Regions from separate parts of the Mus musculus genome. Here regions 1, 3, 4, 5, 6 and 7 are each linked to region 2. A link is a loop called in an ENCODE intact Hi-C map of the cell type or tissue named here. Cell type or tissue: heart. All regions are shown on one strand. Region 1 overlaps Luzp1 (leucine zipper protein 1). Region 2 holds the start of Lactbl1 (lactamase, beta-like 1). Region 3 has its middle 15 kb from the start of Luzp1. Region 4 overlaps Tcea3 (transcription elongation factor A (SII), 3). Region 5 overlaps Asap3 (ArfGAP with SH3 domain, ankyrin repeat and PH domain 3). Region 6 overlaps Htr1d (5-hydroxytryptamine (serotonin) receptor 1D). Region 7 has its middle 17 kb from the start of Gm31295.

Region 1 (4,000 bases), 94 kb before region 2:
TCTTTTTAGTGTCAATTAAGTACTTGTTGGTTGTTAACTGAGTTTAGCTTTTTCATTCCTGTGCTATACTGGTTGAGTCTCCACACTCAATTTTGAACAGAAGATAGAAAATTAACACTAAAATCCAAATGGAGGGACTGGCAAGATGGCTAAGTGCACTTGTAGAGGACTAGAGTTCATTTCTTGGTACCCATGCTGGGCTGTGACACCATAGCTGCATGTAACTCCAGCTCCAGGAGGTCCAGTTCCCTCCTCTGGCCTTCTAGGTACCCTCACAGACACGCACACTCACAAAGAGATATACACATAACTAAAAACATCTAAAAAGAAAAATTTAATCCACATGAAAACAGTAGTCAGGTTCCTGAACTTTTTATAATTCAGAATAGTGGTAATTTATAGATGGAGAAGTGCTAAAGTTTCATATCTATATTAGTTCTTTTCCTGTTTCCAGAATAAAATATTCTGATTCTTAAAAAAAGTTGAGAAAGGATTATTCTGGCTTACACTTAGAATGTTCCCTTATGGTGAAGAAGTCAAGGCTGGTCACACTGAATCTACAGAGCTAATCCCGGGGAATTGTTCCATTCACCTCTAGTGTGGGTCTTCCCCTTTCAGTTAATATAATCATATAATCAAGACAGTTCTCACAGGTCTGCCTGGAGATTTGTTGGATACCAAATTGTTATCAAGTTGACGAATAAATATTAACTATTATAATTTCCTCTTAAGATATTTGTTCATGAAAAGTTCAGTGTAAAGTGGTAAAAGGGAATGTTTGGAGAATGTCAGTTGAGGGTAGGCCGAGGCCCTTCTGTTCTGTTTTGGTTTTGTATGGGGTCCTCACTATGTTTCCTAGGCTGGTCTTAAGCTCCTTAGTTTAAAGAATCCCCTTGCTTTAGACTTCTGAGTAGCTGGAACTACAGAAATACTATCATGCCTAGGTGTGTGGGTTTTAAATTTTTTTTTTCACTATTGAACCTGGTATGGTGGTACACACTTGTAATCCAATACTTGGGAGGCAGAGGTGGGTGGATCTCTGTTAGTTTGAGACCAGCTTGATCTACAGAGAGAGTTCCAGGACAGCCAGGACCACACAGAGAGACCCTGTCTCGAAAAATGAAAGCAAACAAATTATTATTGTGATGTTGTATATCATGGAGTTCACCTCTACATTGTACAATTTAATGGTTTTAAGCATATCGACAATGATGCATTGCTTTTAAAGCTTCTCGTAGAAACATGGTGTTATTTGTCTTCTGGTAACTGTTAAGTTAGTATAAATCCTTTAATAATTCTTTATCCTTTCTATTACTGAACATATGAAATTTGTGGAGTCCCTAATCCCCCAACTAGTGTAAAAATAGTTAAGGCTTTTGCTGTGCCAGTGGACAAATAGCCAAAGGAAAGCGACTTGTTCCCTTCAGTTTTGGAGAATGTGGAAGCATGTAGGCTATGGAGAGATGGGAAAGAGTCTAGAAGAACTTAGAGGAGAGAAGAGAGCTGTACCATAGACGGGGCAGAGTGATGGATGATCCATGTTTGATGGTAGCAATTTCTCCCAAGCATTGCTGTTCTATAAGAGCTGTGCACGGGCTCCATCTGATGGCTCAGACCATGTAGTGCAGCCACCAGATGGAGCCCGTGCACAGCTCCAGAAGGCATTTGGTATTTCAAGCCTCAGTTGCAGTTGAATTGTTGGGAGTCAGTTTTACTATAAGATGCTGGCTGTTCTCTTATAGGTTAGACTGTGTTTTTTAATTTTTTATTAGATATTTTCTTCATTTACATTTCAAATGCTATCCCAAAAGTCCCCTATACCCTCTCCCCGCCCTGCTCCCCTACCCACCCACTCCCACTTCTTGGCCCTGGTGTTCCCCTGTACTGGGGCATATAAAGTTTGCAAGACCAAGGGGCCTCTCTTCCCATAGCTACATATGCAGCTAGAGACACGAGCTCTGGGGGGTACTGATTAGTTCATATTGTTGTTCCACCTATAGGGTTGCAGACCCCCTTAGCTCCTTTGGGTACTTTCTCTAGCTCCTCCATTGGGGGCCCTGTGTTCCATCCTATAGATCACTGTGAGCATCCACTTCTGTATTAGCCAGGCACTGGCATAGCCTCACAAGAGACAGCTGTTTACCAGGGTCTTTTCAGCACAATCTTGCTGGCATATGCGATAGTGTCTGTGTTTGGTGGCTGATTATGGGATGGACTGCCCCTAATTTCAAATCCTGATTCTGTTGCTGTTTCCAGCACTATTCTGTTAAATAGTGCTGAACCCCTGCGACCCTGCACATGTGGTACTGGAGATGAAACACCAGTCTTCACATATGCTGGACAAAATGCCTTACAACTGAGACATCTCCTCAGCCCTACTGGTGTCGTGCTGGCAATACTTGTGGCATAATTGTCTTGATAGATCCACCTGTGTTAGTCTTACTTTTTGGAAGCTTCCATTACACTATGTGCTATGCACTCTTGTGATTTTCCACTTGCCTCACAGATGCTTTGTCCCCTTTGCTATATTTTCATCCCTGTGAGCATTGGGGTTTAGACAGTTGGTGTCTTATTTTCTCTATATTTTTCTAAGCCATCTGTTTTTGTTGACTCACAGATTTATATTGTAAGAATACCTCTCTTCTGAGCTCTGACCCTGCTTGTGTGTTTATGGGCTCTATTGTCTTTGATTGACCATTAACCCCTCACAGATAATGTTTTAAACTTATCTTCCTTTTCTTACTGTTCCATCTATACTTAATTTCATTGGACTTAGGACAGCACTGTCCTACAAATTCAGGCCAGCAACCTTGGTCTGAAGCATCCTTAATTTCTTGCCTGTCTTATACATCATGTGCAGTCTAGGAACAAAAGCATGGGGTTCTCCCTTCACCTGGCCAGAGTTCTGACCACTTCTTAGTGTCTCTGTTATCAGCCACACTGGCTTTTGCTTGGAGTATCACAGTGCTTCCTGTTTGGTCTTCCTAGTCAGATTCTTTAGTAGTCTTTTGAAAAAACCAGGGCATTTATATTGATTTTCATCATGAGCTAGTCCTAATAATTACTATCACCCAACTTATTTATATACTAACTTTAACTTTTTAAAAAAGTTTTTTGAGACAGGGTCTACAAAATTATTTAATATAAATATTTCAAGGCTCCACCTCAATATCTAGGCAGTCTATCTTATCTATTCTAACCCCTCAACTAGTTTGGCTACCTACTAGTCAAAATCCCAATAATACTTGCAACTTGGGACTTCCATATTTCTGCTAAACTCTCAAGAATTCTTTCCACCTTACTCAACCTGACTGATCTCTTCCTCCTTCCCCTGGCTGGCAGAAGTCCTGCCCTATTCTCTGTTTTGCCCAGCCATTGGGTAATCAGCATTTATTGACAAAGCAGAGAATAAATGGTAAGAATTGTTTACACAGACTTGAGAGAGGAGATTCTTGACACAAGTATTACAATGCCATGTCTGGATTGAAATAAAATACGAGGGCGGAGAAGTCAGCGTTTGAATAATACAAGGATAACCTTTACACAGTGCATTATGTCTACATTCCACCTTTTTTGTCTAATAAAAAACAAATATTAGACAGAAGACTCATAATAATCTATATACAGTGATAACAATTATTATGACTAATCAGGTAAGATTCATGTTATATCTAGTCCATAACTATTTGCCAATTTTGTAGTTATATTCTATTGTCCATCCTAACTTGGTGAATTTAGAGTTTTGTACCTAAATCATTTTCTATCATAACTTGTCTTATTGACCTAAAGCATCTTCTAAGACATAAAACATTTTCTTAAATCCTATATAATTTAAGATTTATTCTGAAACTTTATCTAGTCTTTTCCCCTATCACAGACCTGAGAAGGAATAAATATTACTTGAGTATGTAGGAAGTACAGGCCAGCAGCTTCTGAAACTATAGAAATGACAGAGGAGCAGGTTGTCTGGGAAGTCCCCCAGAAATTCTCTAGGATTCTA
Region 2 (4,000 bases):
ACTGGAGACCAGCCTGTCTGTGCAGAGCCCAATGCCCCACAATTTTCCATCTCATTCTCTTTAAGATGGCATTTCTTACTGACCCTGGAGCTCTGATCAGTGAGATTCCCTGGCCAGTGAGTCCCCAGGACACCGAGCCCACCCCCACCCAGTGTGGGGTTACATATCTTCGCTGTCACATCCAGCGTTTAGTTTGTTTGCTTGCTTGCTTCTTCTAGCCTGTGGGCTGCAGAGCCAGACTCAGGTGCTCACGCTCACCCACAAGCCCTTTATCCACCAGGGCTGTCTCCATCTCCAGTGCTTATTGAGACAGTCTCACCAAGTTGCCCAGGCTGGCCTGGAATTTGTTTGATAACCTTTGATCTTTGGTGGTTATTGGTCCTCCTGTCTCGGCCCTCTGAGTAGCTGGGTTACAAGCCTGCATTTAGTAAGCACAGCTTAGAGTTCAATTTGTTATTACCTGTTTTCAGTTGCACTTAAAAAGAAAATCCCTGGGCTTGTGAGGTGGCTCAGTGGGTAAGGTCACTTGTCACCAAGCCTCAGGACCTGAACTTGATCACTAGAATCCATACGGTAAAGGGAAGAAATCAAGCCCAACAGGTTGTCCTCTGACCTCAGTGCGCAGGTCTGCAGGCACCTGACAAAAAGTAAATAGATGTCAAGATTTTAAACAAAACAAGGACAGGCCAGGCTGTGGTGGCCTCACCTTTCATCCCAGCACTCTGGAGGCAGAGGCAGGCAGATCTCTGAGATCAAGGCCAGCCTGGTCTACAGAGCAAGTTCCAGGCCAGCCAGGGCTACACAGAGAAACCCTGACTCAGAAAACCAACCAACCGACCAAACAAACAAACAAGCAAGCAAAAATGGCAAGTTTTATAAACCCAGAAACTAAAAGACAGTTCTGAGAAGGGAGTTACCTGCTTCCTGAGAGGAGCGGCCCAGGAAAGGAGGTAATTACAGTGACTGTGTTTGTTGGGCGCTGTTGGCATGCAGTGGCCCGTGTGCTCTCCCTGCGATCACGCTCCTATTCAGTCTTCACTCCCACACCACTAGGGTAGAGTCTTCATTCACGCACGTACACATGAGGTCTGAGAAATACAGAATCTCTGATCAAAGCCACACGTAGCAAGGATCAGGGCTGAGGTTTGGACTCTGCAGTCTGATCCAACATCCCTACAGTGGGTGAGGCCTAAACTCACCGGCCAAAGCCACTTAGAATTCCCCAAAGAGCAAGAGACAGCTTGGGGCTGGAAAGATGGCTCAGTGGTTGAGAACAGTTGCTGCGTTTGTAGAGAACACGAGTTTGGTTCCCAGCACCCATGCTGATATACTAACAGCTACCTGCAACGCCCTCTCTCCATCTCCTGACCTCCACAGAGCACACATAATTAAAATACAATATTTTAAAGGGAAATATGAGATATCTTGTATAAAAAAGAAGATGGCCAATTCCTTCCTCTCTGACGTGTGTGTGTATGTGTGTGTGTGTGTGTGTGTGTGTGTGTGTGAGAGAGAGAGAGAGAGAGAGAGAGCACGCATGTGTGCACACAGGTGCTGGCACATTGTGTATGTGTATATATGTGTATGCTTACATGTATCTCTGCATGTGTATGAGTGTGTGACTCTGTGAGTGTGTATATGTGTATGTACGTGTGTGTGTGTGTGTGTGTGTGTATGTGTGTGATTGTGTATATGTGTGTATGTGTGTGCTATTATGTGTATGTATATGTACTGGTATGTGTGTATGTGTGTATATGTGTCTGTGAGTATGTGCTGTGTGTGTATATATGTGTACGTGTGTGTGCTGGTACATGTGTGTATGTGCATGTTTATGTGTATCTCTGTGAGTATGAGTGTATATGTGAGTGTGTGACTGTGTGCAAGTGTATATATGTGTGCATATATGTGTGGCTGTGAGTATGTGTGTTTATGTGCTAGTGTGTGTATGTGTGTGTTTATGTGCTAGTGTGTGTGTGTATGTGTGTATATATGTGTGTGTGCTGGTGTGTTTCTTTGTATGTATGTGAGTATGTGTGTGTATGTATATGAATGTGTATCTGTGTCTGTGTGTGTGTTTGATCTTTCTTGTTTCACAGGTATAGAACCTGAAGACCAATTCTCCAGTAAAATACCTTTAAAGGAAGAGCAAGCTGGGACATTCCATGTACACCTTCTGCCATCTAGTGGTGATTTGCTATATGACATGGTGTGGATTCTCTTCTAGCTGAATTGGAAATAATCCGGATTTACAAGGGAGAAACACCTGCCTCCAGAAGCTGGGTCAACTTGAGTATCCAGGAGGAGTGCCACAGAAGACAGTGGAGTCATTGAGACATGGGTGGGTCCCCTAAGGGAAGTCTTGCAGGCCCTTGCAGTAAACTATCTGACTCAGATCATCAGTCCTAGCTTTGACATGCCACCCCCCCACCCCCCGACGACCTCATAGTCAGTCAGATGGAGATATAAGGAAGGCTTTGGGGACCAGGGGAGGGGGACCTGTGTCCTGTGTTCCAATCTTAGCCCTTGCTCTTCCTGGGAACTTTGAATATCAGCTCCTTTGGATGGATGGAAAGTGTGACAAGCTAGATTCTTCTTCCTGCAGTTCCTGTGCAGATCAAAGACACAGACAGCCTGTAAGATGGCTCAGTAGGTAGAGGTGCTTGCCACCACGCCTGATGACCTGAATTCAATCCCTGGGACCCACACAGTGGAAAGAGAAAACCACTTCTTGCGAGTTGTCCTCTGACATTCCCGAAAATCTAAGTCAGTCTTAGATTTTCTTAGACTTAGAAAAAAAATCTAAAGTCAGCCTTTGGACCAGATTGGGAGTTTGATACCAGAGCCAAGTCATGAGTGCCAGCCTTGGCAGAGCCAGCCCCTCCTAGGGGCAGGTCACGGGCTTCTGCCTTAGAAGCACTCTCCTACTTAATTAGCTGTAGTCATTATTGTCCTCATTTACAAAGAAACCGAGAGAGTCTCACTTCCAGGTAACAGTGGCTCTCCTGGGCACTTAATAGAAAGGCTCACACCTGTGTTCTCAGAGGTGACTGGTGAACTGGTTTGAGCTTGGAAAAGGGTTCTAAGGGCCTGAGGGTCAGATCCTGGTAGCTGTCTTTTGTCACCTCTTTTCCTGAGTTTCTTCATGCCCCCGGACTATAGCTTCTGTGGTCACATGGCATAGATGTCCGGCACTCTGATACATCTGCCCAGCTTCCCTGCTGCCAGGGCTCCTGGGAAGCTAATCCTCTAGGCAGAGGACAGCGAGGGATTAGAGCTGGAGAAATGAGGGCCACATCTGTCACGGCTGCTGGCAGTTTGGGCAAAGCTCATGCTGAGCGTTCAGGAAGACCCTTGAAACACAGGGATCCCGGTTGAAAGAGCTGAATTGTGGATTCCATTAGATCCTTCTGGAAGTAGGTAAAATGTGAGAGTCTGGGGCCTGGCAGATGGTTGTGGGGGAAGGAGCTGGAATTAGAGGCTGGTAGATTTGGGGTAGGTTTGGTGCCCTCCTTCAGGTTTGCCTGAGATAGAAGGGGTTCTGGGTCTTCTAGTGCAAGAAGCAGGATAGTCCTGGACAATCAGGCACTGCGAATCAGCCAGGCTTCTGAGCTTGGGAAGTGGGGTCCTCCTTCCCCACCATCCTCATTTTACCCCCTTTCTAGCTATTTTCTGTCCCTTCTTCTCCCAGGACATGTCTTTATTATTAATTTTATGTGTATGTATGTTTCCCCATTTATGCTTGTATCATGGGTAGGTCTGGCATCCCTGGAGAGTGTCAGAACCCCAGAAACTGTGGTTATAGATGGTTGTGAGCTACCATGTAGATGCAGGGAATTGAACCCAGATCCTCTGAAATAGCAGCAGTGCTCTTAAGCTCTGAGCCATCTCTCCGGGCCCTGTCTCCCCACTGCTCCCACTTCTTCTTGCCTTTGCTTCTCTTAGTTTCCTGTCCACAGGGTTTCCTGCGCTGCAGGCCAGAATCCTCAAGGAGCTGGAATCT
Region 3 (4,000 bases), 170 kb before region 2:
TCTGTTCATCACCTGGCCTGTGTTGTGCCCCACCCCCTCGTTGCCCTCAGATGACTTTCCAGCCAGAGGGGAGAGTGCCTTCTTTATAGTTTCTAGCAAGTACCTGATTTGAGCCGTCCTCTGACTGAAGGGTCTTACGATAGCATTTATTGCTTTGCTAATCCTGAATTTTGCTCTCAAAGACAGAAACAGGGATCCCAGACCTGGAGAAAGGGGATTTTAACAGTTATCTAGGGCACCTTTAGTCACATCATCCCTGCCACAGCAGCAACTCATGATCTTGGATAGATTTATCTTGCTGACTCCCAGCAACTTGGGGAACAGGAAACCGTTATCCCCATTTTGCAGATAGGTAGATGGGGGCTTAAAATGCCTAAGAAATCTGCTCAAGGTATCCCTGTAACTCACTGGAAGAGACAAATGAGCATTCACATCTAGGTGACGTCACCCATGAACAACATCACTACTTCCTAGTTTACCCTAATCCCTGAACCACTCTGGTTTTGTTCGTTTGTTTGTTTGTTTGTTTGTTTGTTTGAGACAGAGTATCTCTAGTATAGCTCTGGCTGTCCTGGAACTCAATGTGTAGACCAGGTTGGCCTCGAACTCTGTGCCTCTTCTGCGTTCTGAGTGCTGGGATTAAAGGCATAAATGACCACACCCAGGTTCCCTGAACCCCACTTGGACAGCTCATTCACTTGACTTTTTGGCGTGCCCACCAAGTATCCTTGAACAGATTCAGGGACAGGATGCTCACCCTCAACCATACCTATGTTGACCTAGCGTTAGCCAGGCACTAGGAATCTAAAAAAATGTATGTCATTTCTTTTGTGGGGGGGAGGGGTGACAGGGGTGTTCAGACTGGGTTTCTCTGTGTAGTCCTGGCTGTCCTGGATCTTGGTCTGCAGATCAGGCTGGCCTCGAACTCAGAAATCTGCCTGCCTCTGCCTTCCACGTGCTGGGATCAAAGGTGTGCGCCACCATGGTTCAGCTGTAGTATTTCTGCCTAGCAACAGTCACCATGTTATATCACCATAGTGTGGCAATTGTATACTTAAAGCAGAGAAGGAACAGGCCAAGGGTACAAATCTAGTTCTAAGAACAAGCTGGGGCCAAATGCAAGCATATCCCTTTTTTTGTTTTGATTTTTTGTTTGTTTGTTCCAGACAGGGTCTCAGTACGCCAGAGGCTCTCAACTTGTGGGTCTTGGCCTCTTGGGAAGCTTGAACAATCCTTTCACAAGGGTCACATATCCAATATCCTGCATATCATATGTTTACATTATGATTCATGACAGTAGCAAAATTATAGTTATGAAATAGCAAAGAAAATAGTGTTATGGTTGGGGGGGGGTCTCACAGCATGAGGAAGATTGAAAGCCACCATACAATGAAGTCCTAGCTGGCTTGGAACTTGCTATATAGATGAGACTGGCCTAAAACTCAGAGATTTGCCTGTCTCTGCCTCTTGAGTTCTGGAATTAAAGATACGAGCTACCATATTGGACTTTGATTTTGTTTTTTTAAAGAGTTTTTTTTTCAAAATGTATATGGGTGTTTTGCCTGTATATATTGTGGTCAAGGAAGCCAGAAGAGAAATTAAATCCTCTGGGATTGGAGTTACAGATGGTGGTGAGCTGCCACGTATGTACCGGGAATCAAGCAAGCAGCCAGTACTCTTAACCACTGAGCCATCTCTCCAGCCCCGACAAAGAGACATGGGCCTTGGCTGTGTTAGAGATAGAAGAACCCATTCCCTTCCTACCTTTTTTTTTTTTTTCTGAAAAAAGGAACCTCATCCCGAGAGGGGCTGGTACAAGTCTGAGATCCCATCATAGGACAGAATCCAGTAGGAACATCTTGCCCTAAACAAGTTTGAATAAGGCGTTTCCCTCCGCCTAAATCCTGGTCCATTCCACATCTGTCCACCAGATGGCGCAGAAGCATCAGGGAATAATGCAGAAAGAAGGGTGGGCAAACCCCCTTTCTCTGGCAAAACTTTTCTACAAGAAGCAGCGGCAAGCCTCTGCCTGTTCTGGGACAGCACTTAGATCACTAAGGTATGCATTGCAGACACTCTCAGAGGCGAACTCGGCCTGACCACGGAAGTAGCGGAAGGTGATGGTAAACACTAGGAAATAAGACTCCAGCAGACAGGGTAGGAAATCTTTGCCTCTGGGAACCTTCTTGGCAGCTGGCTCAGAGAGTTGTGCTGGCACACCAAATGGGGTGCGAGATGAGATCCGTCTTTCTCAGGCTTTGCAGAGAGCTCCAGGTTTTGGTGCTCTCACTAGGTGGTTGGTGGCCACCGCTAGTGAAAGCCTTCTAGATGGCTGACGTGTCTGCCACCACTCTTGGAAGCCTGGGGGGCGGGGGGGGGGGGCGGTTACTAATGGATCTGGCAACTCCAGAGCTCAGCTTAGGCCCTGCAGCTCAATCGGGACTTCTGTTCCTCTCACACCACACATGGAACTGTTAAGTTCAAAGACTTGAGGCTGGAAACCTCGAGAAAGGTTTGAGATACTAGGGGTGGGGGAAGGGAGGCCAGGAGTGAGGGAGGCCTAGAAGAAAGGGAAGATTGGACGAGAAGTCGGTCAGACCTTGGGGACTCAAACAATCTATCTGCTTTGAACTTTATCCTGGGAGGAACAGGGATCTCTTGAAAATTATTTGGGAAGATGGCGTCGTAAGATGGGAGCTGAGATGGATCACTTGAGCTGTGTGAAGACAGAGGAAGGGAGGTGGAGAAGTCTGGAGGGACAGAGGCTAACCAAGGGACTGAGCACAGAAGAGCTGCAGGTTGGATGGGGTAATGACAGCGTGGGTTAATTTTCCATCCACCAAGACCTTCCCATGGGCTCCTGGGTACCCCAGTGAAACTGTCTTGGTTAGGTGACAGTTCTCTCAGGCTAGGGGACTTCCCTGGGCCAAGAAGATCTGTTCTCCAGCTGGTATATCCTGGAAGATCCTTGATATCAATAGACAGAGAGAGAAGGAGAGAGAGAAGGAAAGAGAGAGAGAGAGAGGGAGAGAGAGAGAGAGAGAGGCTAAGAGAGAAGCCAGATTGGGGGTTAGGAGGGCAGAGGAAGATATTCCATTAGGACACATACTGGTGGTAAACATCTCTTTCAGGTGCCAACTCTGCTAATTATTGGCTGTGTTAGCACAGCCAAGTCAATTTGGTAACCAAGCCCCAGCTTCTATATCTGTAAAATGTGGTTATAGAGCTATGGAGATGGCTCAGCAGGGACCTGGTGACCTGGATCAGATCCTTAAAGCTCGCATAGAAATGGAGCTAACTGACCCCACAAAGTTGTCCTCTAACGTCACACATGTTCTGTGGCATGCACACACACCCCAACATACATGCACAGCAATAATAAATCAAATATAAAAAGTAAAATATGATTATGGCTAAGACCAACCTTTGAGGCCTTGGACAAGGTGGTGTGGGTAGGGCTGCCTTAGTTAGGGTTTTACTGCTGTGAACAGACACCATGACCAAGGCAAGTCTTATAAAGAACAACATTTCATTGGGGCTGGCTTGCAGGTTCAGAGGTTCAGTCCATTATCATCAAGACGGGAACATGGCAGCATCCAAGCAGGCATGGTGCAGGAGGAGCTGAGAGTTCTACATCTTCATCTGAAGGCAGCTAGTGGAAGACTGTCTTCCAGGAAGCTAGGATGAGGGTCTTAAAGCCCACACCCACAGTGACACACCTACTCTAACAGGACCACACCTCCAAACAGTGCCACTCCCTGGGCCAAGCATATTCAAATCACGACAAGGGTTCAGCATGTTTTTTTGTTTTTGGTTTTTTGTGTGTGGAGGGGTCCGAGAACACCCAAGAAGAGGGGAGTTTTTAGGTTCTCCATCCCTCAGAGAGTCTGTGGTTATGCAGTAGGGCACCCTGGCTCTCTGGCCAGGAAGAACCTCTTCAAACCAGGGTGGGTTTCAAATCAGGTCAGCCCCAGGCTGAGAGCCCTTGGAATTAGGCCAA
Region 4 (4,000 bases), 360 kb before region 2:
GGGGGGGTGATGCAAGGTTGAGTTCCCCCCCTCGTGGATCCTTTAGAAAATGGAGCCACTAACTTGGAACAGCTGCGCTAGAGTTATCAGGCTTGTCCGGGTGCCTGCATCAGATTGTAGGGCTCAGAACAGAAAAGGAGAACAGTTAGGAGGTGTTGGCTGGAGTGAGATTTATGGATGGTTGAATCTGGGATGTGAGACAATGTAGGGTATCAACGATGATGGGGTCTCTGTGGCTGGAGCTGTCAGGGTGGAGACCACATGGGGTGCCCTGCTAAGAATTAAGGCTGGGATGAGAGTGCTTACTTAGCATGCACAGTCCTGGAGTTTATTCCTCACCATTGTGTAAACCGGGCAGGCTGATAAACGCCTGTGATCCTGAGACAACTCTGGAGATGCAGGCAGGAAGTTCAGAAATTGAAGGTCGTTGTTAAGTGTGTAGAGAGTTCACGCCAGGCTGGATAGCAGGAGACCATGTCTCAACTGAAACAGAGTTCAGATCTTTCTGAGCTGCCTGTGGTGACCTGAGAGGCAGAGGCGATCAGATCACCAGTTTGAAGACTAGCACAGAGTGTGGCTAACTAGGCAATCTGCCTACCTGAAGGGGTTACAGTGCCCAGCCCTAACCAGTGGTTGCCTTATGAAAAGGCGCATCCATCCAATGCATCCGTCAGGGTTTGTTGTTCTTTCTTTGTGAAGCAGAGGCTCACTGTGTAGCTGGGGTTAAGGGGGTATGCCACCAGGACCTCACTGTTGAGGCCCCGGCCGACCTGAAATTCCTGGACTCAGGCAGGCTTGCTACAGATGTGTCAGCGTGCTTGACCGTCATTCTCTAGGATTTTTCCAGGTTTTTATTACTTGTACGTGAGAGCATGCATTTGTGTGTGTGTGCCATACCCAGGGGAGGCCAAAGGACAGCTTATAACAGAGTTGGTTCTCTCCTTCCACTGTGTAGGTTCCAGGGATGCAACTCAGGTTGTCAGGTTTGGTGGCAAGCACCCCTGCCGTCTCACTAACCCACAGTCCACCATTATTATGTGTTTTGTTGTTGTTGTTTAGCTTAATTTAAGTGTATATGTCTTTGCCTGCATGAGCTCATATGCACCATACATGTGCAGGAACTCAGAGGCCAGAAGAGGGTACTACATCCGTGGACCTGGAGGTACAGGTATTTTGTAAGCCATGCTGGGAAAGGCAACTGAGCTCTGCGGCAAGAGCAGTCAGCACTCTCGATTGCTGAGCCAGCTCTCCCACTGTCCCAGTTGTTAAAGGGCATCTAGATATTAATGTTTCTTCCTATGAAATTTCCAATTGTAAATATTGGCCACATGTGCAGGTGCAGAGTTTTCTAAGACACAACTGACACACAATGTGTCCCACCAGGGTGCAGCCTCCAGATTGAAACTCAGGGCCTCTGAGTCAGGACAGAGGTCACAGACCAAAATACTAGCTTGAATTCCTTTGGATCCATAGCTTGGATTTGGTGGAGTGGCTACACCATGCGGTGGGACACAGAAAGAATGTCAAGGATTGCTTTACATAAGAAGGAGAAAGTGAGCTGGGGGTGGGTCCGCTCACTGGGCAGATGGAGTTAACTCTGGGAAAGCTGTACATAGGTGTGACGGGAGGAAGCAGTGTTCTGAGAACTATAGCTGGAATACACATGCAGAGACAGACAGACAGACAGACACACACACACACACATACAGAGACAGACACATATACAAACATAGAGACACAGACAGGCACACAGACACAGAGACAGACATACAGATACAGAGACACACAGAGAGACACACAGATACAGAGATACATGCCAAGCCACAGACAGAAACACACACACACATACACACACACACACACACACACACACACACACACACACACACACACACACACACACACACACACCACACACACCACACACGAACAACTTTGCTTTGGCTTGGCAGCAACTGTAAGTTGCAGTAACTGAATTGTCCACGAGGTGGCGCCCAAGAACAGCAAGCAGAGCCCCCATGTGCCTCTGGCAGGCACCAGAAAAGATTTCTAAGAGCTGGCACTGGGGCTGGGGCTGGGGCTGAGGCTGGGGTGGCGGCTGACAAATCTGGGAGCAGAGGGAAGGCACAGATAAAATGCACCTAATCCCGAGCCTCACTAACAATGCCTTTTCTGGAGTTTGGCAGTCCCTGATGGTATGTATGAGTGTGACTGGATAAAACACAGTTACAAAATCCAGGCAGCCAGGCAGCCAGCTCCTAGCCAGGCAGCCAGCTCCCAGCCAGGCTGGGAGGCACAAAGCCAGGGTCTAGAGGTGAAAGAGCTCCAATCAGCTGCTGCTTGCATGGGTCAGAGGACTCTGGAAAACTCTCAACACAGTGAAATGTATCAGGAGAACTGGAAAGACAGACAGCCGTTTCCATCTGACTCAACCGCTTGGAAGTTGGATGGATGACTTTAGACAGCTCAGTTCTGCTCACTGAGACTCGCCGTATTGATCTGTAGGGTGGAAATGATTTTGACTTCCCAAGGTCATTGTGAGGATCAGATGGTGAAATGAAAAGCCCGGGCATTGCTCTCAATCACAGGCTGCAAAGGTGGCATGTGTGATAGTACTGCTCGTGTGCGGGGATAAGTGACCTGGTGCTTTTTGCTGGGATTTCGTTAGGTTCTTTTAGTTGTTCCAACTGACCCATAAAACGATTGCTACTGTTAGTCCTATGTGAGACATCAGAGGCTAAAGAACCGACCCAAGGTCACAGTGGTGCACCAGGCTTTGGAATTTGTCTCTGAAGCCTAGATTTGTCGGAGAGCACACTCACTACGAGAGCACGTGTGCACGTATGCGTGTGCGTGCATGATGGCACATACATGGAGGTTAGAGGAAAACTTTGGGGAGTTGCTTTTCTCTTCCCTCTATGTGGGTTCCCTGAACCTTATGTATGCCGGGCCACACATAACAGGGACTCCTTTCCGCTGAGGAATGGGAACGTGAGCCCTCTTGGTGTTTTTTGCTTTTTGTTTGTTTTTAAAGATTTATTATATATATACTGTCCCTGTCTTCACACACACCAGAAGAGTGTGTCAGATCCTATTACAGATGGTTGTGAGCCACCATGTGGTTTCTGGGATTTGAACTCAGGACCTCTGGAAGAGCAGTCAATGCTTTTAACCACTGAGCCATCTCTCTAGCCCGAGCTCTCTTATAAACCCAGGAAATAGGAATACTGCCTTTCAGAAAGGATGAGACTCCCTCCAGTTGAGCTCTATCTGTACTCCCTGGTCCTTGATTTCTTTATGATCAAAATCAGTGTCTATCATGCATTCAACGGCTATTTAGCAAGCTAAATATGGGTACTGTTACAGGAGTGAAGGAGCCGCACGGTCTCTGTGTGGATGTCATCTGAAGAGGGAAGCAGACAATGTTTATAAACACATGAGCAAGTTAATTATAGACTTGGGTAAGGGCTATGCAGTAGGGAAACAGGGAGAGGCGGTCTCCTGGGGATGTGACCTTTGAGGTGAGACGTGACGAACTGGTAAGAGGAAGCTCCAATGTTGAACTCTGGGGAATGCCAGCTGCTCACTTAGTCTTGTTCTCAGACAAACTCCTTAGGTGGCGCAGCGCATGCCTTTTATCCCAGCACCAGAGAGGCAGAGGCGGGCAGATACATGAGTTCTAGGCCAGCCTGGTCTACAGAGTGAGTGCCAGGATCGTTGAGGCTACACAGAGAAACCCTGTCTCAAAAAGAAAACAAAACAACCAAACAACCTGTCCCCTAAAAGAAAAAAGAGACAGATTGAGAGCTGGTTCAGCAAACACAGGTACAGCCTAGAGCCCTCATGAGAAGCTGGGCACGTGCTTACAATCCTGGTCCCAGAGAGGTCAAGACAGGAGGAGCCACAGGGCCTTGTCTAACCATGGTAAGTCAGGTGCCAGCAAGAGAGACTATCTCCTATTTCCTATAATGAGGTGGCTGGCTCCTGAGAAACACCTGAG
Region 5 (4,000 bases), 380 kb before region 2:
GGAGCTGGTAGGGCTAGGTGAAGGGAGAAAGGAAGGAACCAGGGAAATGAGAGAGTGAGAGAGTGGTGAGTCTGGAGGTGAGAGCCATGCTGTGCTTGATCTGGGGGTGTGTGCTGTGCACTGAGCCTGGATCATACAGAGGGCCTTGTGTGTGTGGGGGGGTCCTATGTTGGAGATGACATATGAAGATGGTAACGCTCACTTAGGAGGGCCTGATCTCCGGGGCACACAGATGTTTGTCCTGGGGAAGGCCTGAACTATCTGTGGGCTTGACGTCCTTTTCTCTCCCCGACAGACAACCGCACTTACCACTTCCATGCAGAGGACGAGCAGGAGTGTGAGGCGTGAGTACCCGTTCTGGGCCAGCAGTGGGGGATGGGCAGCGCATGGGGCCCGGGAACTCATCCACACCCAGTCTCCTGTCCCCAACCCGCCCATTCCATCCGCACAGATGGGTGTCAGTGCTGCAGAATAGCAAGGACGAAGCCCTGAGCAATGCCTTTCACGGGGAGCCCAGTGGCGGCCAGTGGTCTTGGGGCACCCGACTGGATACGGAGCCCCACGACCTAACCAACATGCTTGTCGCTGAGGTGAAGAGCAGGCCAGGGAATGACCGTTGCTGCGACTGTGGGGCTGCAGGTCAGCGGTGGGGAAGCTTTGGTGGGAGGCCTGGAGACCGGGACTCTGGGATGGAGGCTCCAACCACTCCCCTCTGCAGACCCCACGTGGCTCAGCACCAACCTGGGCGTGCTCACCTGCATCCAGTGCTCCGGTGTCCACCGGGAGCTGGGCGTGCGCTTCTCCCGCATTCAATCGCTCACCTTGGACCTCCTGGGCCCCTCGGAGCTGCTGGTGAGAGCGGGAGAGAATGTTAGGGGGCCTGGAGGCGGGGCTTAGGGAACTGTAGGGAGGGACTAAACTTTGAAGGGTGAACCTTGCCAGGAGCTATGTCCTTGTCCTAACGTGTGATTTTACTCGCTGACTCCCGCTCCTGCTGTGCTGTGCCTCCAGCTGGCTTTGAACATCGGAAACTCCCACTTCAATGAAGTCATGGAGGCCCACCTGCCCTCCCACGGCAGCCCTAAACCCTCTGCTGAGAGTGACATGTACGGATGGTTTCAGAAGTTGGGGTTTGCTAGCTCCCCAGTATCCAGGGTCTGAGAGGGATCTGGTGTCAGAAGGCTGGGGAGAAGGGAGCCCTCTGAAGTTAGCAGGACACCAGACTCACCTGGAGAGTGGTTCCAGAAGTTACTATGTAGAACATTTTCTGAGGTCCGGTGATTGTCTGTTGTCTCCCTAGGAGCAGCCGCAGGAACTACATTGTAGCCAAGTATGTAGAACACAAGTTCGCACGCCATTCCACACCAGATCCCCAGAAGCTACGGACAGCCATCTGCAGCCGGGACCTCCTCTCCGTCCTGGAGGCCTTTGCCAATGGGCAGGACTTCGGACAGCTGCTGCCAGGGCCTGATGGGCAGGTGAGAGCCCCTCCCCCAGGGGGCTTCTGAGGAGTCCTATTTCCTTGTCTGTAAAATGGGTTAGCCTTGGAAGCTGGGAAGGCCAGGTTTGATTAGAGTCATGAAAGCCACTAGATTTTGGTGATACGTTCATGAGATAGGAAGGAAGGATTTCATCAGTAGGATTCCTGTGACTGATCAAACATTTAATGTTTATGAGACTGGAGAGTGGCCTCCGCAGCTGAAAGCACTGGCTGCTCTTCAGAGGACTGACATTCAGTTCCCAGTACCCGCATGGAGGCTCACACAAACGAAGGCAATCTTTTAAAAACAAAACAGCTGGCTGTCACTGGCCTGGGATGTAGCCCGGTGATTAAGGGTCGGGAGCTTGCCTATGAGGCTCTGCATTGTCGCCAGCACTGAAGGAGACTGTGATGGCTCTGAATTGTACAACTGAAACCGTCACAGGCCCCCCAGTGGGCAGTGGGGGAATAGCACTTGATTGAGCACTTGGGTGATGTGGGCAGCACAGCAAGCTAGGGAACAGGAGGCCAGAGAGACCTCAGTGAGGAAGTGGGAGAAAAGGGGAGGGCCGGCCAGATTAAGATTTGGGAACCACTGAAGGAAGCCATAAAAAGACTGCTTGGGCCTTCCCACGCTTCCCTAATGTGAGGGTCTATCCAGACATCTCATCCTGATGACATCATATACAGAGATGTTGGGGCAACAAGGGATCAAGAGGGCAGGTGGCAGGGGAAACTCAGCCATGTGTGTGTCCAGGCACCAGGAGAGCTCGCCCTGCACTTGGCCATCAGAGTCGCCAGCCATGCTTCCCTGCCGATAGTGGACTTCCTCATCCAGAATGGGTGAGAGCCTGCCTGCCATCAACCCTCGCTGATCCCGACTCCCTCCTTGCCCCACCTCTCTCTTTCCCTGGGACTGGGGATCCCCCACCCCTACTCCTTGCCTGCCTGTTTCCCTCCTGGAACCTCCCTGCAACCCCCTCCTCCTAGTGGCCACTTGGATGCCAAAGCTGCAGATGGAAACACCGCCCTGCACTGCGCGGCGCTCCACGGCCAGCTAGACTGTCTCAAACTGCTGCTAAGAGGAAGGGCTCCCGTGGGGGCAGGTGCGTCGCTACACCTCCTCCAGACTCCTTTCTGACCACTGCGGATGGGGCCTTCTGCCCTCACAGACCAGAGCATTGACAGCAAGCACACCTTATGCAGGCATACTCCCCCTGGCTTGCTTCTGCCCTACTCCGGGGTTGTCATTCAGTGGGTCTCAGCTTCCTCATCTATAAAATGGGAGTTTCACAGAGCTAGTAAGCCTGCTAGTGTACAGGGAACAAAGCAAATTCTAGTTGAATCTGGGTTCTAGTGATGTAACTGTTGCCTGCTTACTAGATAGCATGTATCTGGTCCCATGATAAGTGATCTATATACTGTTAATCAGCCAATCCTCACAGCCTGGAGAGAGAGTTTCATGTATCCTATTCATTTAAATGAGACAGTTAAGACCCAGCGGTACTAAGCAGACCACCTAAGACCATACAGGAAGTCAGAGAACCAGTTTTCATACTCAGCCAATCTGATTCCAAGGCCCATATTAATCTCTAAGCTGCAGCGTCCCCTTGATCTGACCATGGTCTGGACTTGCCCTTCACAGTAAATGATGCTGGAGAGACAGCCCTGGACATAGCCAGAAACAGACAGCACAAGGAATGTGAAGAGCTGGTGAGTCTGACCGGAGAGGCTGCCCTCTAACCCTTCCTCAGCCTGCCGGCCCTCTGACACGCAAGCCTTTGTTCTTGGCAGCTGGAGCAGGCACAAGCGGGGACGCTTGCTTTCCCTCTGCATATGGACTACCACTGGGGACATTCCATGGAACACGGCTTTGACAGTGAGGAGGAGGAGGAGGAAGAAAAGGTAGGGTCAGCCCCTCCCCCTCGATTGTACCAGACAGGAGCCATATTGGGCCTGCTGTGGGAAGAGGAAGGCTGACTGTGGAAACCAAAGTGGCCCTGTCTCCGCAGCACTGCCCCTCGAAGCCCCCAGCGCAGGCCTGCTGGGGTAGTGTGAGGCTGGACATCAGCAACAAGACCTATGAGACCGTTGCCACCCCGGGACCAGCCACCACTCAGAGCCAAAGTGAGGACAGTCCCCCACCCCTGCCCATCAAAAACTCTTCTCGGACCATAGTCCTCGGGCGAGCCGGACATTGCAGTGGAGGTACAGTTGGCTTCCCAGAAGTATCATGATGAAGCCGTTCACTGAGAGACCGCTATGTGGGGCACTGAGCTGTGTGTGCATGGCAGAGCTAAGGGTGGCAGCCCGTGCCTGTAATCTCAGCTCTCAGCAGGTGGTTGGAGGGTCAGGAGTTCAAGGCCAGCTTGGGTTCCTTGAGACCCTGAGAACAGCAGAGCGAAGGGTGGCAAGACCATCCTGCCATCAAAGTTCCCTTAGGGTTGCTGTCCCTTCCTTCAGGAAATGGAGATGTTCAGTGACTTTTTAAGCTTCTGTTGTGAGATTACAACCCAGGTT
Region 6 (4,000 bases), 190 kb before region 2:
GTACACACACATGTGTACATACATGGACCACACACTCATCACACACATACAATAAAGATTTTAAACAATAAAAGAGGCATTCTGGGTAGCGGGAGTGACCTGTGGAGACACTCAGAGAAGCAAAAGAACCACTGTCTTTCCAAAGAGACAGAGGTGGGGCTTCAGTGAGTCCACATAAGGGAGGGGAAGGAGTCGGTTCAAGTGGTCTTTGCAACGGTAAATGGCAGGAAGTGAAGGGGATTTGGGGGTGACTAGGGGCAAATGTTCTCCAAGCTTCAGTCCTGTGCTTCAAAGCTACTCTCAGAGTCTTGGGGTGTCAGCAGGTTGTCTTTCCGTGGCTGCTGACACATATGCTGTCATCCTCTCAGGACATCCTAGGCACAGAAACTGTGTCTCTAGACATCACTGTAAGTTTCCCAAGATCAGTGTCAGATGCGGGTCGCTCTCGCCCTTGGGAATTATTGAATGGGGAAAGGCTCAGAGAGGCTAAGCAACTTCTCCAAGATCACAGAGGTAGTAAGTAGATCTGGGAAACAAGCAGTCTAGGTGATTCCATAGGCTACCTTGCCCGTGCCAGTGAGCAGATGGTGGCTGGTGGACTTGAATCCTTTAAAAACACTACCATTCCCTGTTTGTGTTTCTAGGAAATAGATCTCTGTTGTTATTGCCTTGTTTACCCATGTTAGAGAAAGCAAATTCTCTTCTGCCCCAAAGAGGAGAGAGGGCTCAATCCATGAGCTTGGATGCTCTCTAGAGATCCAGATGTGCGGTTCAAAAGGCCTGTACAGCTGGCCTGGCTGTGCTATAAGATTTGCTGTTGATGGAAGAGGTCTTGGGGGTGGGGCAGGGAGCATGAAGACAGCAGAAGCATATGTCACCATCAGGGCTGGACTTCCCCTGAGTCTGTCTGCCCTTCATCTCAGGTTCACGCTGCAAGTGAGAGTCTGGGTGTCTGGGGACTTGGTCTGTACCTGTAATCCACTGGGTGACTGGGTGAAGCGCCTCACCCTTTCTGAGTCTCCTTAGCAGCAGCACCGGGGAGCTGGACTCATTGGTTTCTAAAAGCCGTTCCCACTCTGACACTTAGGTTTTTTGCAAATCTCAGAGCTGCCATGACTGCGCTGTGTGCACCCCGCTCCACCCCACCCCCACCCCCCACCCCCCACCCCCTCTTCCCTTCACACACTGTTCAGTGTGAGCCATGCAGCCTGGTCCCGGCAGTCTCACCTGCAGCAAGCCAGGGTGGCTGTCAGGCCCTCTCCAGGCACAGCCAAGTGTGAGACAGCGATGCATGCCACTTCCTTCTTTCCTCTGGGCTGTGCCAAGTGCTGAACAAAGATGTTAACCGGCTACCTACCTACGGACCTGGTGGGAGAAGGCTCTGCCAGGAGAGCATGCTGAAACCCAGCAGGAGTAAAGCTCCTCCCCCCTTCCTCCCCCCCCCCCACTTCTCTCCCTTTCTCCTTATTTTTCTTAGATAAAGGTCTTGCTACACAGCCCAGGCTGACTTCAAGCTGGCTCAGCCTCCCAAGTGCTGGAATGAGTGAGCCTCCAGGCCTGGCTAAGGAGTCCTGCATGTTTTCAGGCCTGCACCCACCAAATCTTTGTGGGAAGAGAAAGGAGACCTGGGCGGGCTTTCACGCCTTTTATGAGTGGTGTAGCGTGGAGCCAGACAAAACCAAATCCCAGTGCAAAAATTTCATCCTAGCTCTGAATGTGCTTCTGAGCTACAGTTTCCTCCCCTGGGAGACAATAGAAAGGACTGTGATTGGACATAATGAGTGTCTATAGGAGACGTTCAACACAATGCTTGGTAAGCTCTTTTTAATGTTGGCCACCCACGAGGCCTCCCTGGCTGCCCTATTCCCTGGCCAGAAATGCAGTTCTCAGAAGACAAATATACCGAAGTGACCCCTAGGGGGCGATAGCACCTTGTTTGCAATTACTTGTTCTGGGGCTGCATTGTCCCACCCTTGTTGTCCCTGGTGGGGAGCAGGGCAAAGAGTTTGTGTGTGTGTATGTGTGTGTCTGTGTGTCTCTGTGTGTCTGTGTGTGTGTCTATGTGTGTATCTGTGTGTGTCTGTGTGTGTCTGCCTATCTATGTACAGGCTCTCACTGTGTTGCCTAGGTTAGCCTGGAACTCTGTTTTCCTGCTTTAGCCTCACAAGTGCTGGGATTCCAGGTGTGTATCAGTGTTTTTTACGCTTAAGTCACATCTCCATGTCTCCATTTCAAGTGCTCAGTTTCCTCAATACTGACTCTTCTAGAGTTCCTGACTCAGGCCCTCAATCCACCTGTGCCAGGCATGGCCTTGAGAGACTCATTTCTCATTCTGTCTCTCCTTCTGTAAATGGTGTACTGGTCCTGCCTCAAGGGCAGGTAGAGTGACATTAAGATCTCGCTGCCCACTTTCCCACACGCACAGTGGCAAGGGCTCTTGCTTCTAGGCCTCTCTTTGGCTTGTTCACAGTGGCCTCTGGCCTGTTGAGGGCTCATAACAACCCAGAGAAGAGCAAACTTGAACTCCCTAACTGAACTCCCTAACTGGTTCAAAGGCCCTGAAAACAGGTCTCTCCTGTATGGGTCATTTTATCGATCTTCAACCATCATTGATAGCCATATCTCTGTGTCACCCCAGGCAGGACACACAGGAGAAGCACTTGAGGAATTTTTAGAAATTACAGTGTCTGCGTTCTCTCCCAGAGGGTAAGGCGCAGAAGATAACTGTGGGCTTTGCTTTGGCATCGCCCTGTCCCACCGCACCCTGCTGGAATTCAAACCCTAGCATTGCCAAAAGCAAGAGCCCTGCCACTGAGCTACATCTCTAGCACCCTGCTTCTTTTCTTCTTCTTCTGTTTTGTTTTGTTTTGTTTTGTTTTGTTTTGTTTTGTTTTGTTTTGTTTTGTTTTGTTTTGTTTTGTTTTGTTTGTCGAGACAGGGTTTCTCCGTGTAGCCCTGGCTGTCCTGGAACTCACTTTGTAGAACAGGCTGGCCTCGAACTCAGAAATCTGCCTGCCTCTGTCTCCCGAGTGCTGGGATTAAAGGCGTGCGCCACCACACCCGGCTTTCTTTTCTTCTTTTATCTTTTGAAGCAGTGTCACCCTCAGTTGCCCAGGCTGGCCTGAAAATCACTCTGCCATCCAGGCACACCCTGAACTTTTTCAATCCCCCTGCCTCAGCCTCCTGAGTTGCTGGGGCTATAGGCCTGTGCTTCCAGGTCCAGCCACTTATGATTTTTTGTTTGTTTGTTTGGTTGGTTTTTTTGTTTTTTTCAAGACAGGGTTTCTCTTTGTAGTCCTGGCTGTCCTGGAACTCACTCTATAGACCAGGCTGGCCTCGAACTCAGAAATCTGCCTGCCTCTGCCTCCCGAGTGCTGGGATTAAAGGCATGCGCCACCGTGGCCTGGCTCCACTTATAATTTACAGAAGTTCCCTAGGTTTAACCCCTCAGGGCGAGTCTCTAATTCAGTCCAAGACTATCTTTTTGAAGCTTGAGAACCTGAGCATCAAATAAGGACAAGACTTAAGAGTTACACGGAGTTACTGGCAGAGCCAAGCTAAAGCCTAGAGGACCCCTGCCTCTGCCAGACCCTGTTCTTCAAGCCATCTGCTTGGGGTCTGACACAGACATTTAAAGGTTAATTTTTATTGTGTGTCTGTGTGTGAGTCTGTGCACATGAATGCAGGTGCCCCAGGTACAGAGGCATCAGAGAGAGCCCTAGAGCTCCAGTTATGAGCAGTTATGAGGTGCCTAACACGGATGCTGGGGATTCAACCTGCGTCCTCAACAAGACCAGTGAAGGGTCTAACCACTGAGCCGTCTCTACAGCCCCCTCAGCATCAACTCTTGTCAGAGTCTTAGGTGGAATACAACCTAGCCTCTGTCCTGGAGGAATTTGTGTGGAGATAGGGATGGGTTGTCAGGGGAAGGGCACCTGGGCTGCCGAGGGCTTGCAGACTAGGAAAGACATCTCAAGCATGCAGTAGTCTAGTCCAGAAG
Region 7 (4,000 bases), 250 kb before region 2:
ATGGCCAAGGCTACATAGAAAAACCCTGCCCTAAAAAAAAAAACAAAAACAAAAAAACAAAACAAAAAAACCCCACAATTTTAAAAGGGCAAGGCTCAAAGGGGCAGTATTTCTGTGAGTCACCTACGTAATAAGCTTACAAGCAGACACCAGAACTGGGCCTTCAATTAAGATAGTGGTTCTCTACCTTCCCCTTGCCCTGAATACAGTTCCTCATGCTGTGACCCCCAACCACAAACTGATTTCTATGGCTACTTCATAACTCATTTTGCTATGGTTATGAATTGTAGTGTAAATGTCTGTGACTTCCAGTGGTCTTAGGTGACCTCTATGAAAAGGTTATTCTGCCCCAAAGAGGTCACGGTCCACGGGTTGAGAACCACTGGCTTAAGGCCTTGGTCCTCCCTTTACCTTTCGTTAGAGCTGTGAAAACTGGAGAGTCCTCTAGCCTCTAAGAGGCATCGTTCCGCACAGGAAGATTTCCCTTTAAATGACCAAGCTGACTGAGTCATCTTAACTATGAGACGGTGGGGCAGGGGCCTGAGTACAATGTTTGCCTAGCACGCAGAAGACTACATTTGATCCCCACTACTACAAAAAGAAAAAACAAATTAAATTAGCTTCATGAAGACATTATTCAGAACTAGAATAGTAGCACTCAGATTGTCTGTTGCCACGGAATGCCAGGGAGCAGGAATCGAGCCTTTAGATTGCCCTCTACTCGGAGAGAGCCAGTGATCGGAGGCAGAAGCTTCTCATAGCAGCTCGTCACGGACCAGCTATTTTATGGTGGAAATGAAAGCAGTCATTCCAGAGCTCGCCCCCACCCCACCCCCTGCCGCCCCTCGCTGCACCTCTGCTTAGGCAGCCAGCCACATGTTTGATTCTTGTGATGGTTGAGACTCTTTCCGTATCATCTCTGTCACAGTCTGTCATTGTCTGGACTCTGGGGCTCAGTGTTTCCTGAAATATTGAGGCGAGTTTGGGTCTGCTGGCATTGATCCTGCACTTCAGCCGCTGACAGAAAGGAGAGTCAACGCAGAACACATACATCATGGATACTCTGTGTGCTAAGCTAATTAACACACACACAAACACCTTTCTACAATATGGGATAGGAAAGTGCCCTTTTCCATCCTCTATTGCCTACTGATTGGAAGGCAGTGTGTCTCTGGGCCTTTTGGATAATTAATGTTAGTTTCTGTCAGAATCTGTGTTCCAAACTAATACTAGGGGCTAGACATGTAACCTAGTTGTAGAGTGCCTACCTAGCATGGAAGATGTCCTAGCACCCACCTACCCACACCCCCACACCCTCCCCCCACACCCTTCATACAAATCCATGGTGTTGGGGGTGGGGCATAAAGCAGTATCATAATTCTGGATTCCCAGACCTTAACTCTATAGTATGATAGATTTTTCTTACAAATATTTGTTGGACAACTAGAAACACTGGGGAAAAATAAAAAAGGCTAAAAGATAACATTCTCCAAAAAGGAGACAAAAATATGATAGGAAAGACAAGTTATACTGTTCCCTAGACACAAATATGATAGGAAAGACAAGTTAGACTGTTGCCTATTTTAGCCACAAGGAGGCGCTACGTACAAGGGTTACAGGCTTCTAGAACAAAGAACCACCTGTTCGTGTCACAGAAAATAGTGCTCTTCACATTTCAGAGACTTCTCTGAAGTCTCATCTCCCTTGATGTTCACCATTTTGAACTCTGACAGAATGAGCATTAAGCCTGAAATATTCCACCAATACATTATGAACTGTATAGCATGCATGAGGCCCTGGGTTCAATCACTAGCCTGTCTAAATCGTTCATGATGATACACACCTGTAATTCCAGAATTTGGGAGGTAGAGGCAAGAGGACCAGAAGTTCAAGGGGAACTTAATTACTTGGGGAAGCTGAATGCCAGTCTGGGCTACAAGAGACCCTGTCTCAAAAAGAAAGAAAGGAAGAAAAGAGAGAGGGAGGAGGGGGAGGGAGGGAAGGAGGGAGGAAAAAAACAAACCCCTGTCTTTCTTGGAGAGGCTGAGTGGTAGAATCCTTTGCCTGTCATGTACCAGACCTGACTATAACCTAGCACAAAAACACCAATTTACAGGGTTCTATCTATTTTGGAAATGCTGAGTTTCTTGGCTAAAAGTCAGGGTTTTTGTTGTTTGTTTGTTTTTGAAACAGAGTTTCTCTGTGTAGACCTGGCTAACCTAAAATGAACTCTGTAGACCAGGCTGGTCTCAAACTCAAGAGATCCACCTGCCTCTGCCTCTCAAGTGCTGGGATTAAAGGCGTGCACCACCACCGCCCGGCTAAAGGTCACTTTTTAATTCTACTCTGGTCTATGAATGTTTATTTTACATAAATGACACAAAAATAATCTTCAAACACCAAGCAATGTTAGTAATGGGGTATTTTTAAAAAGTTTCCTAGTTCCCATTAAAAGCAAGATGTGATTCAATAATTTAAGTCCAATTCAATCAAAAGAAATACTTTCCGAGGCTGGAGACTTGGCTCAGCGGTTAAGAGCACTGACTGCTCTTTCAGAGGTTCTGAGTTCAATTCCCAGGAATGGCATGGTGGCTCACAACAACCATCTGTAATGGAATCTAATGCCCTCTTCTGAGTGTCTGAAAACAGCTACAGTGTTCGTACACATAAAATAACAAATAAATCTTTTAAAAAATACTTTCCATTATTTTTTTCTGAAACTTTTGGACCCGTGCTCCGAAAGACTTTCAGTTTTCTCGGTGATACTGTCACATTCTTAAGAAACACCCCTGGGCTGGAGAGATGGCTCAGTGGGTAAGAGCACCCGACTGCTCTTTCAAAGGTCCTGAGTTCAAATCCCAGCAACCACATGGTGGCTCACAACCATCCGTAACGAGATCTGACTCCCTCTTCTGGAGTGTCTGAAGACAGCTACAGTGTACTTACAGATAATAAAGAAATATTAAAAAAAAAAAAGAAATCCCCTTTTCAATCACACTTGAGCTTATGTGCTAATATGGCAACTTACTGGAGGGCCACTAATAGACTCAGGGTTGACTTCTATAAAAATTTGGATAGTGGGCTGGAGAGATGGCTCATCGGTTCAGAACTCTTCCAGAGGACCTGGGTTCAATTCCCAGCACCCACACTGCAGCTCACAACTGTCTGTAACTCCAATTCCAGGAGATCCGACACACTCTCACAGACATACATGCAGGCAAAACACCAATGTACATAAGATAAATAAATCATTAAATGTATTTGGACAATGACATTAGAAATGTGTAGCACTTCCCTTGGTGTGAAGGAACGGTTTTCCTAGAGTATCAACCATCTAAGCTCTGCCCCCTGCCCTGGCTGGAGGCATCAATTTCACTTGGCTGTTCTGGTGTATAATACATCAGCAAGAGCAAGAACGTTGCTTTCCTGTGACCCCCATCTGGCAAATTACTGCATTTGTGGCCAGTCCAGAAAGACCTGGGACCGACATTTGACATTGGACAGACTTGTGAGACTAAACCCTCATCCTGTTGGGTCTGTGTAACTTTAATTTTTTTCAATGTCTATTTTCCCTTCCAGCCCACCACCCACCAGAGGTAGTGGAAAAGAAAGGATATGGGGGAAGTGAACCTGTTTAGAAATGGTTCTTTGGAGCAAGTCTCATCTGCACTGTCAGGAAATCCGCGGTTCAGTTCACAGATTAGCAGGCAGCGGCAGCTCGATCCACTCGCAAACAGTTCACGGATACATCAGCAATCCAACTCAGTAGTGTTGGGATAGTAGCAGAGATGACATGACCATGACCTAGCGGGAACAGCCAGACCTTAGCACGAGTCAGCAGAAGGGACCCAGAGAAATACCAGAAGTTTTCAGCAGTGCATCCCTCAGCTCAGTGAAGATGCGACCAGCATGGCACAGCTAGCTCTATAAGCAAGCCAAGCCCAGACTCCATCACTGTCCTTTTTTATACTCCCTCCAAATATCACCTGCCCTCCCCGGG

What was found. Hi-C counts contacts between places; a loop is a spot of excess contacts. Peaks named below come from ENCODE experiments on the same cell type or tissue, not always from the same donor. Only the 100,000 strongest peaks of a DNase experiment are listed, where the experiment ranks them.
Region 1: a loop joins it to region 2, with 4 times the contacts of the local background. A loop is called at or near these places in 14 of 42 quality-filtered maps.
Region 3: a loop joins it to region 2, with 8 times the contacts of the local background. A loop is called at or near these places in 36 of 42 quality-filtered maps.
Region 4: a loop joins it to region 2, with 4 times the contacts of the local background. A loop is called at or near these places in 11 of 42 quality-filtered maps.
Region 5: a loop joins it to region 2, with 2.4 times the contacts of the local background. A loop is called at or near these places in 9 of 42 quality-filtered maps.
Region 6: it touches region 2 in a loop (6-fold over the local background); 5 of 42 quality-filtered maps call a loop at or near these places.
Region 7: it touches region 2 in a loop (7-fold over the local background); 30 of 42 quality-filtered maps call a loop at or near these places.

The regions. Positions count from the first base shown.
Region 1 is chr4:136,525,014-136,529,013 of GRCm38, forward strand. All of the region lies in intron 2 of Luzp1 (leucine zipper protein 1), which reads left to right. Among named protein-coding and RNA genes, the nearest start is that of Luzp1, 57 kb to the left of the region's middle. In heart, a CTCF peak has its summit at 1,592 (motif pointing right); no DNase peak of the experiment used is centred here.
Region 2 is chr4:136,619,329-136,623,328 of GRCm38, forward strand. It overlaps Lactbl1 (lactamase, beta-like 1), which reads left to right and starts at 3,293. Exons shown (of 8, transcript NM_001243262.1): 1 at 3,293-3,413; 2 at 3,957-4,000. In heart, a CTCF peak has its summit at 2,194 (motif pointing left); no DNase peak of the experiment used is centred here; H3K27ac peaks cover 372 bases; H3K27me3 peaks cover 1,003 bases.
Region 3 is chr4:136,452,991-136,456,990 of GRCm38, forward strand. No RefSeq gene overlaps it. Among named protein-coding and RNA genes, the nearest start is that of Luzp1, 15 kb to the right of the region's middle. In heart, a CTCF peak has its summit at 1,933 (motif pointing right); a DNase peak (open chromatin) is centred at 2,141; H3K4me3 peaks cover 856 bases.
Region 4 is chr4:136,258,586-136,262,585 of GRCm38, forward strand. The region is part of intron 5 of Tcea3 (transcription elongation factor A (SII), 3); the gene reads left to right. Among named protein-coding and RNA genes, the nearest start is that of Tcea3, 13 kb to the left of the region's middle. In heart, a CTCF peak has its summit at 2,005 (motif pointing right); DNase peaks (open chromatin) are centred at 2,196 and 3,506; H3K27ac peaks cover 1,116 bases.
Region 5 is chr4:136,237,881-136,241,880 of GRCm38, forward strand. Asap3 (ArfGAP with SH3 domain, ankyrin repeat and PH domain 3) reads left to right here. Exons shown (of 25, transcript NM_001008232.2): 13 at 296-344; 14 at 452-639; 15 at 719-852; 16 at 1,012-1,106; 17 at 1,301-1,478; 18 at 2,238-2,323; 19 at 2,471-2,586; 20 at 3,126-3,193; 21 at 3,275-3,385; 22 at 3,493-3,688. Among named protein-coding and RNA genes, the nearest start is that of Tcea3, 8.1 kb to the right of the region's middle. In heart, a CTCF peak has its summit at 1,939; DNase peaks (open chromatin) are centred at 1,431 and 1,941; H3K4me3 peaks cover 881 bases; H3K27me3 peaks cover 4,000 bases.
Region 6 is chr4:136,429,580-136,433,579 of GRCm38, forward strand. The region is part of intron 1 of Htr1d (5-hydroxytryptamine (serotonin) receptor 1D); the gene reads left to right. Among named protein-coding and RNA genes, the nearest start is that of Htr1d, 7.0 kb to the left of the region's middle. In heart, a CTCF peak has its summit at 1,914 (motif pointing right); a DNase peak (open chromatin) is centred at 1,542.
Region 7 is chr4:136,368,333-136,372,332 of GRCm38, forward strand. No RefSeq gene overlaps it. Among named protein-coding and RNA genes, the nearest start is that of Gm31295, 17 kb to the right of the region's middle. In heart, a CTCF peak has its summit at 1,580 (motif pointing right); no DNase peak of the experiment used is centred here.